Regions from separate parts of the Mus musculus genome. Here regions 1, 2 and 3 are each linked to region 4. Evidence: chromatin loops called from intact Hi-C (ENCODE). Cell type or tissue: left cerebral cortex. All regions are shown on one strand.

What was found. A loop is a pair of places that touch in the nucleus more often than their neighbours do. Peaks named below come from ENCODE experiments on the same cell type or tissue, not always from the same donor. Only the 100,000 strongest peaks of a DNase experiment are listed, where the experiment ranks them.
Region 1: a loop joins it to region 4, with 3 times the contacts of the local background. A loop is called at or near these places in 11 of 42 quality-filtered maps.
Region 2: a loop joins it to region 4, with 2.3 times the contacts of the local background. A loop is called at or near these places in 18 of 42 quality-filtered maps.
Region 3: a loop joins it to region 4, with 8 times the contacts of the local background. A loop is called at or near these places in 28 of 42 quality-filtered maps.

The regions. Positions count from the first base shown.
Region 1 is chr7:46,959,372-46,961,871 of GRCm38, reverse strand. All of the region lies in intron 1 of Gm39012 (a long non-coding RNA gene), which reads right to left. Among named protein-coding and RNA genes, the nearest start is that of Uevld, 2.1 kb to the right of the region's middle. In left cerebral cortex, a CTCF peak has its summit at 1,025 (motif pointing right); no DNase peak of the experiment used is centred here.
Region 2 is chr7:47,079,974-47,082,473 of GRCm38, reverse strand. It overlaps Ptpn5 (protein tyrosine phosphatase, non-receptor type 5), which reads left to right. Exons shown (of 14, transcript NM_001163565.1): 11 at 501-611. Among named protein-coding and RNA genes, the nearest start is that of Mir7056, 2.0 kb to the left of the region's middle. In left cerebral cortex, a CTCF peak has its summit at 994 (motif pointing right); a DNase peak (open chromatin) is centred at 984.
Region 3 is chr7:47,024,112-47,026,611 of GRCm38, reverse strand. No RefSeq gene overlaps it. Among named protein-coding and RNA genes, the nearest start is that of Gm32031, 17 kb to the right of the region's middle. In left cerebral cortex, no CTCF peak of the experiment used is centred here; no DNase peak of the experiment used is centred here.
Region 4 is chr7:47,131,419-47,133,918 of GRCm38, reverse strand. It overlaps Ptpn5 (protein tyrosine phosphatase, non-receptor type 5), which reads left to right and starts at 1,321. Exons shown (of 14, transcript NM_001163565.1): 1 at 1,321-1,641. In left cerebral cortex, a CTCF peak has its summit at 1,058; DNase peaks (open chromatin) are centred at 547, 900, 1,067 and 1,446; H3K4me3 peaks cover 2,282 bases; H3K27ac peaks cover 2,500 bases.

The DNA.
Region 1 (2,500 bases), 170 kb after region 4:
TCTACACAAGCTTTGGGGTTGCCTGAAGTGACTAAGCCCTTCCATCTCTTCATGAACGAGAGATCTGGGATCCGAAAGGGGTATTGACTCAGACTCTGGCCCTGGCACAAGCCAGTGGCCTACCTGTCACAGAAATGAGACCCAGGAACAACTGTTTGCAAATCATCACAAATGGCCCTCCTGGTCAAAGATGCTAACAAACTGTCACTGGGGCAAAGCCTGTCCATCACCAATGCCAAAATGACACATTACCAGTCTCTCCTCTTAAATGCCCCCAGGATAACCTTTCTGGCCCCTGCTGCCCCAAGCTCAGCTACCCTGCTGGCTGACCTGGACCTCAAGGGGCCTCTGCATGACTGCTCAGACATTTTGGCCCACATCCACAGGACCAGACGAGATCTTCAGGATTTCCCCCTTGACGGATGCAGAGGTAACATGGTTCGCCAAATGCAACAGCTTCATTCAGGATGGACAGAGGTATGCTGGGTCAGTGTGGTCTCAAACACACACACAAGTTGCTTATCATAGAGCTAAGCTCAGTACTGATAGAATTTGCCCTGAGCCTCAGAGCTAGGTCAGTTCATTCCTCTGTTGGATAGAAGCCATCCCACAAAATACTAACAACAGATAAGGTCGCTGAGCCCATGGAAAAGTGAGACACAACTGAACCAAGAACAAGGAAATACCAAACAGGTTCCTGTTGGCTAAGACCAGCTGCCCCGGCTGCTTTGTCAGTCATTGCTGGTTATAGCCTTCCTTTTTCCAAGTGTACCCATCTTACATACAACCTTCACAGGGAAGTTAGTCACTGAAACGTGTCTGCTTCTGATAGCACTAGTCCAGAGTGAGCCCTTTCTTCCTTAGAGCTTCCTCCAGGTGTCCAAATCCTCAAACACTTCAGACACCGTCTCCCTGAGCTGTACTGCTGTCCCTCCCTGTAAGGAGCAGGAGACCTAGTTTCTTCCTTTCTTTTTGTTAAATATTATTTTATGTATGTTAGTACACTGCAGCTGTCTTCAGACACACCAGAAGAGGGCACTGGATCCCATTACAGGTGGTTAGGAGCCACCATGTAGTTGCTGGGAATTGAACTCAGGACTTCTGGAAGAGCAGTCTGTGCTCTTAACTGCCGAGCCATCTCTCTCTCCAGCCCAAAGCCTAGTTTCTTAAGTACAGCTATGTTCCAGCCTCTGGCAGGAAGGTCTTCATAAACCAGAGTCCTAGGAGAAAGCCCCATAGTACAGTGTCCTGACCTCACTCCTTCGGGATTGTCTTGAAGGCAGCTGAAACACCCTGCCTGGCAGCTGGCAGTACAGGTCTGCCACAGAGCTGGGGACCTGATTTCCATCCCCAGCATCCAAAACATTTCTCAGACTAGCCCTAGAGTTTCTGTTTGCCTAAGTCTATATCTTTCATACTAATTGTTTCAATTTAGCCACTCCACAACGTATAAATATTTCAAAATATCAACTATACCAACAAATAGATACAATTTCATATCAACAAATAAGTTCTTCAAAATTCTCTTGTTTATTTACTCATCTTTATTTTATGTGTGTGAGCTGCCTGTATGTGCACCATAAGAGTGCCTAGTGTTGGGGACTGGAGAGATGGCTCAGCCGTTAAGAGCACTGACTGCTCTTCCAGAGGTCCTGAGTTCAATTCCCAGCAACTACATGGTGGCTCACAACCATCAGTAATGGGATCTGATGCCTTCTTCTGGTGTGTCTGAAGATAGCAACAGTGTACTCACATACAATAAATAAATAAATCTTTAAAAAAAAAAAAAAGAGTGCCTGGTGTCAGAAAAGGGTAGGAGAGGGAGGGCACAAGGGCATCAGATCCCCTAAAATTAGAGTTATACATAGCCTTGAGCTGCTATGTGGGAATTGAACCTTGTTCCTGTTCAAGAACAGCAACTGCCCTTAACAGCTAAACCATCTGTCTACCTGCCTGCATTTAACATTTTGCAATTAAATGTGTGTCTATGTGTGTTCATGTGTGTGCACATGCATGTGTATGTGTGTGTGTGTGTATGTGTGTGTGTGTGTGTGTGTGCGCGCGCGCGCGCGTGCACATGAGTGCAGGTGCCCTGGAAGCCCAGAGATGCCCTATACCCCTGGAGCCAGGGTTACAGTTGGCATAACTACTGAGCCATCTCTCTAGCCCCAGGAGTCTGCACTTCTAACAAGTTATTGTGAGTGTTCTATGCCAGAGACAAAGATGGATTTTGCTAGCTATAAAGCTGGAGGAACCTCAACTCAGGGGGTCTCACCTCAGCTGCAGCAGGGATCTTGACTGCTACTGCACAAAGACTTTGAGGAGATATTAGAATGAAAAAGATAGTTCATTAAGCAGAAATACAAGGCACACTTAAAATATTATGTGGCTTAAGGAGAATGAGCTATAAGATTGCTTTTTCAATGTGGTGGTATACTTATTTCTTCATAGAATTCTTCTAAGGTAAGTAATATTATAAGGTGATTTATGAAGACCATAT
Region 2 (2,500 bases), 51 kb after region 4:
TAATTGAATCTCCATTGTTTAAAAAAAAAAAAAAAAAGAGAAAGAGCTCAAGTGAGGAATCGAGTTTTATCCCAATAAATAAGTCCAGGTGTGGTATATGCATGCAGCCTTATCCCCAGTGCTCGGGAAGCCAAGAGACAGACAGACCTAGGCCTCACTGAACTTACATGGTGAGTTCCAGGCCCACGAGAGATCCTGTCCAAAAAACCAAAGTGGACTGCCCATGAGGAACAACACCTGAAGTTAAACTCTGACCTTTACACACAAGCACACAGACACACACACACACACACACATTATCCTATAAGATGGTATCATTTTCATTTTTCAAATGGGAGAAACTGAGGCTCAGAAATGAGAAGTAGGTCACAAGTTATGAAGTCAAGATTTCGACGCAGACTTCTAAAACGAAGCCTGTCGTCCTTGTAGACCCCAGCGGAGCAGGAAGGGATGTGGAAGAGGAGTGGGAATGTAACCCAGCCTGATCTTGGTCCTTGCAGAAGTGCACAGAATACTGGCCAGAAGAGCAGGTGGTCCATGACGGCGTGGAGATCACCGTGCAGAAAGTCATCCACACGGAGGACTACCGGCTGCGACTCATCTCCCTCAGGGTGAGGCATGGACCTAAACAGGAAAGGGATGTTGGGGAGGCTTAGTTGAGACCCCCACCTGAAAACAGTACTGAAAGGCCTACTGTAGGTGACACATCGACCCACGGCACTCCCAGCACGTACTGTTAAACAAGGGTCAATAGACTCAGACGCTAAGCCTTGCTTGCATGTGCCCTACGCCCTTTCTGTGCACTGCCGACCATAGCAGCTCTCCTCCACATCTTCCCAAGGCCAGCACTACCTGGGCAAGGAGGCTTCAAGGGCTTCCAGCATTGTCCTTATCGTAACTGAGAGTTCCTTTACGAGTTTGAGTGACAGTAATGTCCCTTCCACTGGGGTGCTGGCTTCCAGTCTGATGCACCCAAAATGTCCACCAGCAGAGGGCAGGCACTCCTTGCTGCTTTAGGACACACAGTCATGGTTACAGGAAATGGCAGGAAAAAAAGGAAAATGCACAAAATATGAGCAACACGAAGCAGCCCAGAAGGGTGGGGAAAGGGCATCCTCCTGCTGGAAAGTTGTGCCGTGTCCGGGATAAGCAGAAGAGGAGGGCTGCTCCTTTGGGGGCATCAAAAGATTCTGGTTTGGAGAAGCAGTGGGATGTATTTGTGGAGGTGAAGTCCCCTGTGATAACCCAGAAAGGTAGAGAAGTTAAGTCAAGCACCAGGAAGCTGATGCCCAATTCAGAAACAGCCTGATGCTGATGCTAACAGCCATGGGGTTCCGCCACAGAAAAGAGCTCAGGGCCTGACATTTGTCCCTCTGAGCGCCTCTGTCTCTCACTGGATGCAGTGCTGGGCAAGATGCCAGGGTGCCTTAGCCCCCACACTGTCATGGGGACAGTGTCCATATGAGCATCTAACACCAAGACTTCCTGAAAACCTTGAAAGCCGGGGGGGGGGGGGGCAGCTGCTGTCACAGCAGAGTGACCCAAGGACATGAGGAACCATCTCCCAAGTAGAGAGGCTAGGAGACAGGCTAGAGAAGAACCAGGGTGTCTGGGTTTGAGGGTGTTTCCAAGCACCTGCTTTGTGGTTCCGGGTCGAGTACCGGGGGCATAATTGTGTCCTGGATTGTTTCTTCAAGGAGCACCTGTAAGATGGTAAACACCAAGTAGTACAGGCAAGAATACAGAAGGGCAGTATGCCAGATGGCGTGCTCTGGGGTGAGGTGCCTGGCAGTGCTGTATGGGGTCCTGGAGGACTGGTAAGGGGTGACTAGTAGGGGACAAATGGAAAAGCTTTCCCATACATAGAAGGAGCAGCTGTGCATGCAAGCACACGTTGCCTGGATTGTGTCCTCCCAGGGCAGGAAGGATGATGGAGTGAGGAAACTTCCTGGGGTCTCTAAGGATATGAATCACATCAAAGGGGTGAACTCCTGCCCCATCTTCAAATTCTCACACAATGGAAAGGAGGTTTCAACATACGAAGTTGGGGGAGGAAGCCACCGCATTCAGTCCACAGTAAAGGGTTTCTTGGTTTGGTGTGGGATTAGAGGCCAGAACTCTCTTACTGAACTACATTCCCAGCCCTTTTTTCACTCTTTTGTTTGTTTTGAGACAGTCTCACTAAGTTTCCAAGGCTGGCCTAGAACTTGCACTGCAGACCATGCAGGGCTTGAGATTGTGATCTTTCTGCCTCAGGCTTCCAAGTAGCTAGAATTACAGGCCTGAACCATCAGACCAAGCCAGGTCTTAAACACAGCGCAGGGTATCCAGATTCGTGCTGGGGAAGGATCATGTTGATGCTATGGGTCTTTGATAGTCAGGGAGGAAGAAGGTTGGATCTTCCCACCATGGGATGGTAGAGCAGAGAGGAGGCTGACAGCAGCTAATGAGGACAGTGGGGTGGGCAGACAGAGCATAGTACCTGTGTTCTTGGTCATGT
Region 3 (2,500 bases), 110 kb after region 4:
TTTACACATGTGCAGGCAAAGCACCCACACATATAAAATAAAAATAAATCTTTTTAAAATTAACACATAAAAGCTCCCCTCCATAGGTGAAAGTTATCTTAAATACCCATTAGGAAATGTTCTTTGACTTTATATGTGTCCCCCCCCCTCTCACAGAGAGAGAGAGAGAGAGAGAGAGAGAGAGCTATTGTACAGGGGTCTACAGCTTGCACCTTATTTTTTCTTTTATTATATTTTATAATTATTTTATTTTGCTTATTCACTTTACATCCAATTCACTGCCCCCCTCCTGGCCACCCCTCCCACAATCTTTCCCCCTACCCCCCTCTTCTTCTCTTCTGAGGGGGGCATCCCCATACTTCCTCTCCCACTGAGACCAGACAAGGCAGCCCAGCTAGAAGAACATATCCCACAGGTAGGCAACAGCTTTGGGACAGCCCCCAATGCAGTTGTTCGGGACCCACATGAAGATCAAAATGCACATCTCCTACACAGTCTTGGGGAGCCCCTTGCTTTTTGAACTACCAAAATACCTTAGAATTCTTCCCTCTTTATCATATAGATCTGCTGACTGAGACTAAAACTAACATATTCAAAAACTAAGAAATTTGCATTTATTCTGGGATACTTGAATCCTGGAAAGCACAAATTCAAGCAGCCTTAAAAGTGCCCTCCAGGGTCCTACAGAGTGGCAGCTGTGTTTATGGCTTTGGATGCCAAGGAACAAGACCAGTTCTGGGGAAAGCGAGATTATCTTGTGAGAAGGGGATTAAGCAGGTCTCAGTGCCTGGGCAGATGGGAGTAAGGGGTCGGCTATAGGCGAGATAGGTGAGAAGTGAAGATGCATCGGGAAATGATCCTGGCTCAGCCCACAGAGCAGCCTGAATGTGGGTGGGAGGTCACGCCAAGTTCAAAGTTTAAATGTGGAAGTGTCTGAGCACTTATTAACAATGACCTCCTGACTCCATGTTGAGTGCCCTGAGCCAGCGCTGCCCCATTTTGACTTATACTCCTTGCCAAGTCTGCATCGTTCTCTAAGGCACGGCAGGATTCTATAATTATACTTCTACCGTGGAGTACGTCATCACTAATTCACCCAGCTGCCCTTGGGTAGATGACTGGGTTGCCTGCTTTGTTTTTGTCTGGTACAGACTGCATGAATATTTATCTGTATGCCTCTGAGAATAAAGACGAGGAACTTTGCTGAATAAAACTTTGGGTTTCACCAATTTCCTTAATTAAAGGCTATATATTTTTCTGGCTTTGGGGTGGTGTGTGTGTGTGTGTGTGTGCGCGCGCGCGCGCACATAAGCAGGTGTGAATGATGTAGGGCAGAGGTCACCTGTGGGTATCATTCCTCAGGATACTGCTGTCCACCTCATCTGTCACTGGCCTGGGCAGGGATTAACTGATTTGGCTAAGCCAGCAAGCCTGAGGGGTCCACCTATCTCCACCTGTCCAGTGCTGGACTCAGCCGCCATACCTGTCTTTCTTTTTTTTAACATGTTTTTATTAATTCTTTGAGAGTTTCATACACACATACAGTGTGGATAATTTAATCACCTTTACTCGCCCCACCCTCTCTGTAACTCTGTAAGATCCACCCTCCCACCTCCTCACCCACTCCCAGCCTCATGTCTCATGATCTCTCTATTTCCCTCCAGTCTATGCTGGAGGTACATACACGCCATACACTCGTGGGTCATGGTCAACCTGACCAGAATCCTAAAGAAAACTGACCCTTCCTTCCTCAGAAGCTGCTGTCAACTGTCAATAGCTCCTCAGCCTAGGGCCGGGGACCCCAAAACGCCTACTTATGCTGGAACGTTAACAGACATGATCATGTTCAGACAACCACAGTTGCTGTGAGCTTGTGGGTGCTGCTGCATTGTTTCCTCTGTCCTCCTGACCTCCGGCTCCTATAGCCCGTCCCCTCTTACCATGACAGTCCCTGAGCCTTGGGGGGAGGCATTGTATAGATATGGCATTTATGGCTCTTGGCTCCACACTTCCTCTCTGTACTTTGACCAGTGTAAGTGTCTGCTTTAGCCACCATCCACTCATGCCTGGCTTTTGAAGGTTGGTTCCAAGGATTGGACTTGGGTCCCCAAAGCAAGCCCTTTACTGTCTGAGGCAGCGAGCTCCTCCGATCAGGTTTGACATCATTCCAAAGACGACGGATGCTGCTGTGTGCACTCGCTCTGCCTCACTCTTCCAACACTGTGATGAATTGTGCTTGATATTTTAACCTCCACAAATCTGAGATAGAAACAATTCATTGTGCTTTTACTTTCCTAAACTAGTAATGTGTGGGACAAAGCACCTTTTCATACTAACTATACAGCGTTCATTATGCACACTTATATCATGTATACATTGGTTTTCTGTGAGTTGCCACTGTCTTTTATTACATGAATTTGAGGATGTGTGTGTGTGTGTGTGTGTATGATATATATTCACTGTAGCTGTCTTCAGATGCACCAGAAGAGAGCATCAGATC
Region 4 (2,500 bases):
TAAGAAACCGGAGCACCTCTGGGTACACAAAAACGAAGGTTTTAACTACCATAGGAAAACACGAGGAGCAGGCCTGCAATCCTAACTAGGAGAATCACCAAAGACCTCATGGAAGTAGCACATTAAAGAGGTAACGGGAGAAAGGGAAGCCATATGGCTTTCTGGAGCGGAGAGATTAACAATGTGAAGGTCCTGGGGCCTGAGAGGCTGCCATCTTGGTTATGGCCACAGATTGGGAGGAAGGAGTGAAGGGCAGGAAGTGAAGTTAGAGCATTAAAGGACGCCTGCTCATGAAGACCCTCCCAGGCTATAACGGGCGCTTTGGTGAATGCAATGGCCATCGGCTGTGGGAGTTCTGACAAAGGATAGATGCAACCTGGTGCGCATTTCTTTCTTTCTTCCTTTTTTTCCTGGTGCGCTTTTCAAAAGGATCGCTCGGAGTACTCTGTAAAGAAACAGCTGCAGGTGGCCAGGGACGGAAGACTAGTAAAGAGGCTACTGCGGAAATTTAAGCTACAGAGGAGAGCAGTGGCTGGAACCATTCTTTTTAGTAGCCGCGTCCTGCTTCTCATTTTCGCCATGTAAAACTGCTGCGTGTGCGATCCACTCTGCCCCCACAGAGCCTGCAGTGGGGTGAAATGTCAGGAACAAGCCCCGGAGAAGGTAAGATTGGAAAAAATGCCACAACTGGGCAGCCCTTGGAACCCTGGCGCCCACATGAAAGCAAAGCGGATGGGTGCCTGTCCCGCTGCATAAGTCAGGAGAGCTAACCCCGATGGAGAGAGAGGTGTCCACCCGCTCTTGCTCTACAGAGACAGAAAAAGAAGGAGTGGGAAGTAAGGCGCCTCCTCCGAGTCCTGGAACAGGTCCTGAGCTCCCGGGTATGCAGTGCTCCGCGGGTACAGGTGCCAGCTACAGCATCCCCCTGTGCACCAACACTCCCAACCCAGTTCTGACCCCTTTGTCTAGCTTGCCTCTACCCTCATCCATCTGTCTGTCCGTCCTGCTCCAGATAAAATGTGTACAGCCCTAGTGGGGTCCCTCTGGCGGTTGCCGTAGTCGCGCAGCCCCGACCCGGGGCTCCGGAGAGAAGAAAATCATGAATGAAATGGATGCGGCGCTCCCACTCCCCCGCCCTCTCAGTCCAGGCAACCTTGGCATGGGGGCGGCGCCTGTGGGGACTCCGTACAGAGTTGTGGCGGGTGAGGGGGCACTGGAGATGGGATCCCATGTTAAGGGTCTGTGGTCCGCCCCTCTAGAGCCCTAGGCGATGCTGGAGCTCCCCACCCCCACCCCGCCAAGCGGGCGAGCCCTGCGCAATTCCCGGGGAGCGGCGCAAGCCCGTCCGGGGGCGGGGCGGAGCCCGGGCTGGGGGTGCCCAGCAGACCCGGCAGCTGCACCCGCGACTCTGCAGTTCAGGCGCATTTGGTGGGGCGATTGGGCAGGGAGCACGCAAGGAGAGCGGGACTGAGGGCTCCGCGGACAGACCGACAGACGGACGCCCCCGCACACGCAGACGCACCGAGCTCCGCACGGCCCCTGTCACACACAGACAGGGACACACGCAGACACGCACACTCGCGCGCTCACATCCTCCCGCCAGCCTGCTTGTCCGCCGGCGCCTGGAGCCCGCTCTGGCCGGTAAGTGCGGCGCCTTTGTGTGAGAAGCCGGGAGGCATTGGTACGGGGTCCCCTCTGGGGCGGCAGCGAAATTGACATCTCCTCCAATCCACCGAACCCAGGAGCCCGAGTCCGCCCCCGCCACGCCCCCCGTAGGGAGCCCCAAAGACTGGAAGTGGGGTCCCCAATGCAGGGGAGGGGGCTTGTGGTTGGGGACCACGGAAGGAGCGGCCGCCACTCCCCGTGCTCTTGCGTGGTTCCAAGGAGGGATTCAGATAGTGGACCAGGTCTGAGCTTCTGCGGCCCAGGCTGGTGTGCAGCTCTCAGCTGCAGCGCCTCTGAACCCCCAGAGAGGGGTGATGGAAATGGTAGCTAGCCAGCTGGTTGCCAAATTGTGCCTTCCCCGAGACCCTTTAGCCATCCGCCACTGGGTTCCAAAATAGATTCCCGGTGCATTTCCCCTCCCCCCGACATATTGCTTTTTTTTTTTTTTCCTGGAGGAGGCCCAGGCTCCTACAAAGCTTGGGTCAGAATCCTCATCAAGGATCAATTAGAGAGTGAAGTAGCATCTTGGGGCCGGGAAAAAAAAAAACTCATTTGATAGCTTCATTCTCCAGACAGGGAAACTGAGGCCAGTGAGGTGGTAAGGCCAAGGTCACTAGCGAGTTAGTAGCACAGCATGCATCGGAATCTGGGGCGCTTGGTTTTTATACCCATTTTCTCCCCCTACACAATCAGACCTAATCCCCAGGAAACCCCAGAGCCCAGAAATTCACGTGAGTACGCCAGGTGAGTCTTGACAGTGCTGGCCCTTCCCCCAACTGAAGCTGAAGATGCCATTCATTTCCTGTCATCCTTGCTGGTTTAAAAAAAAAAAATG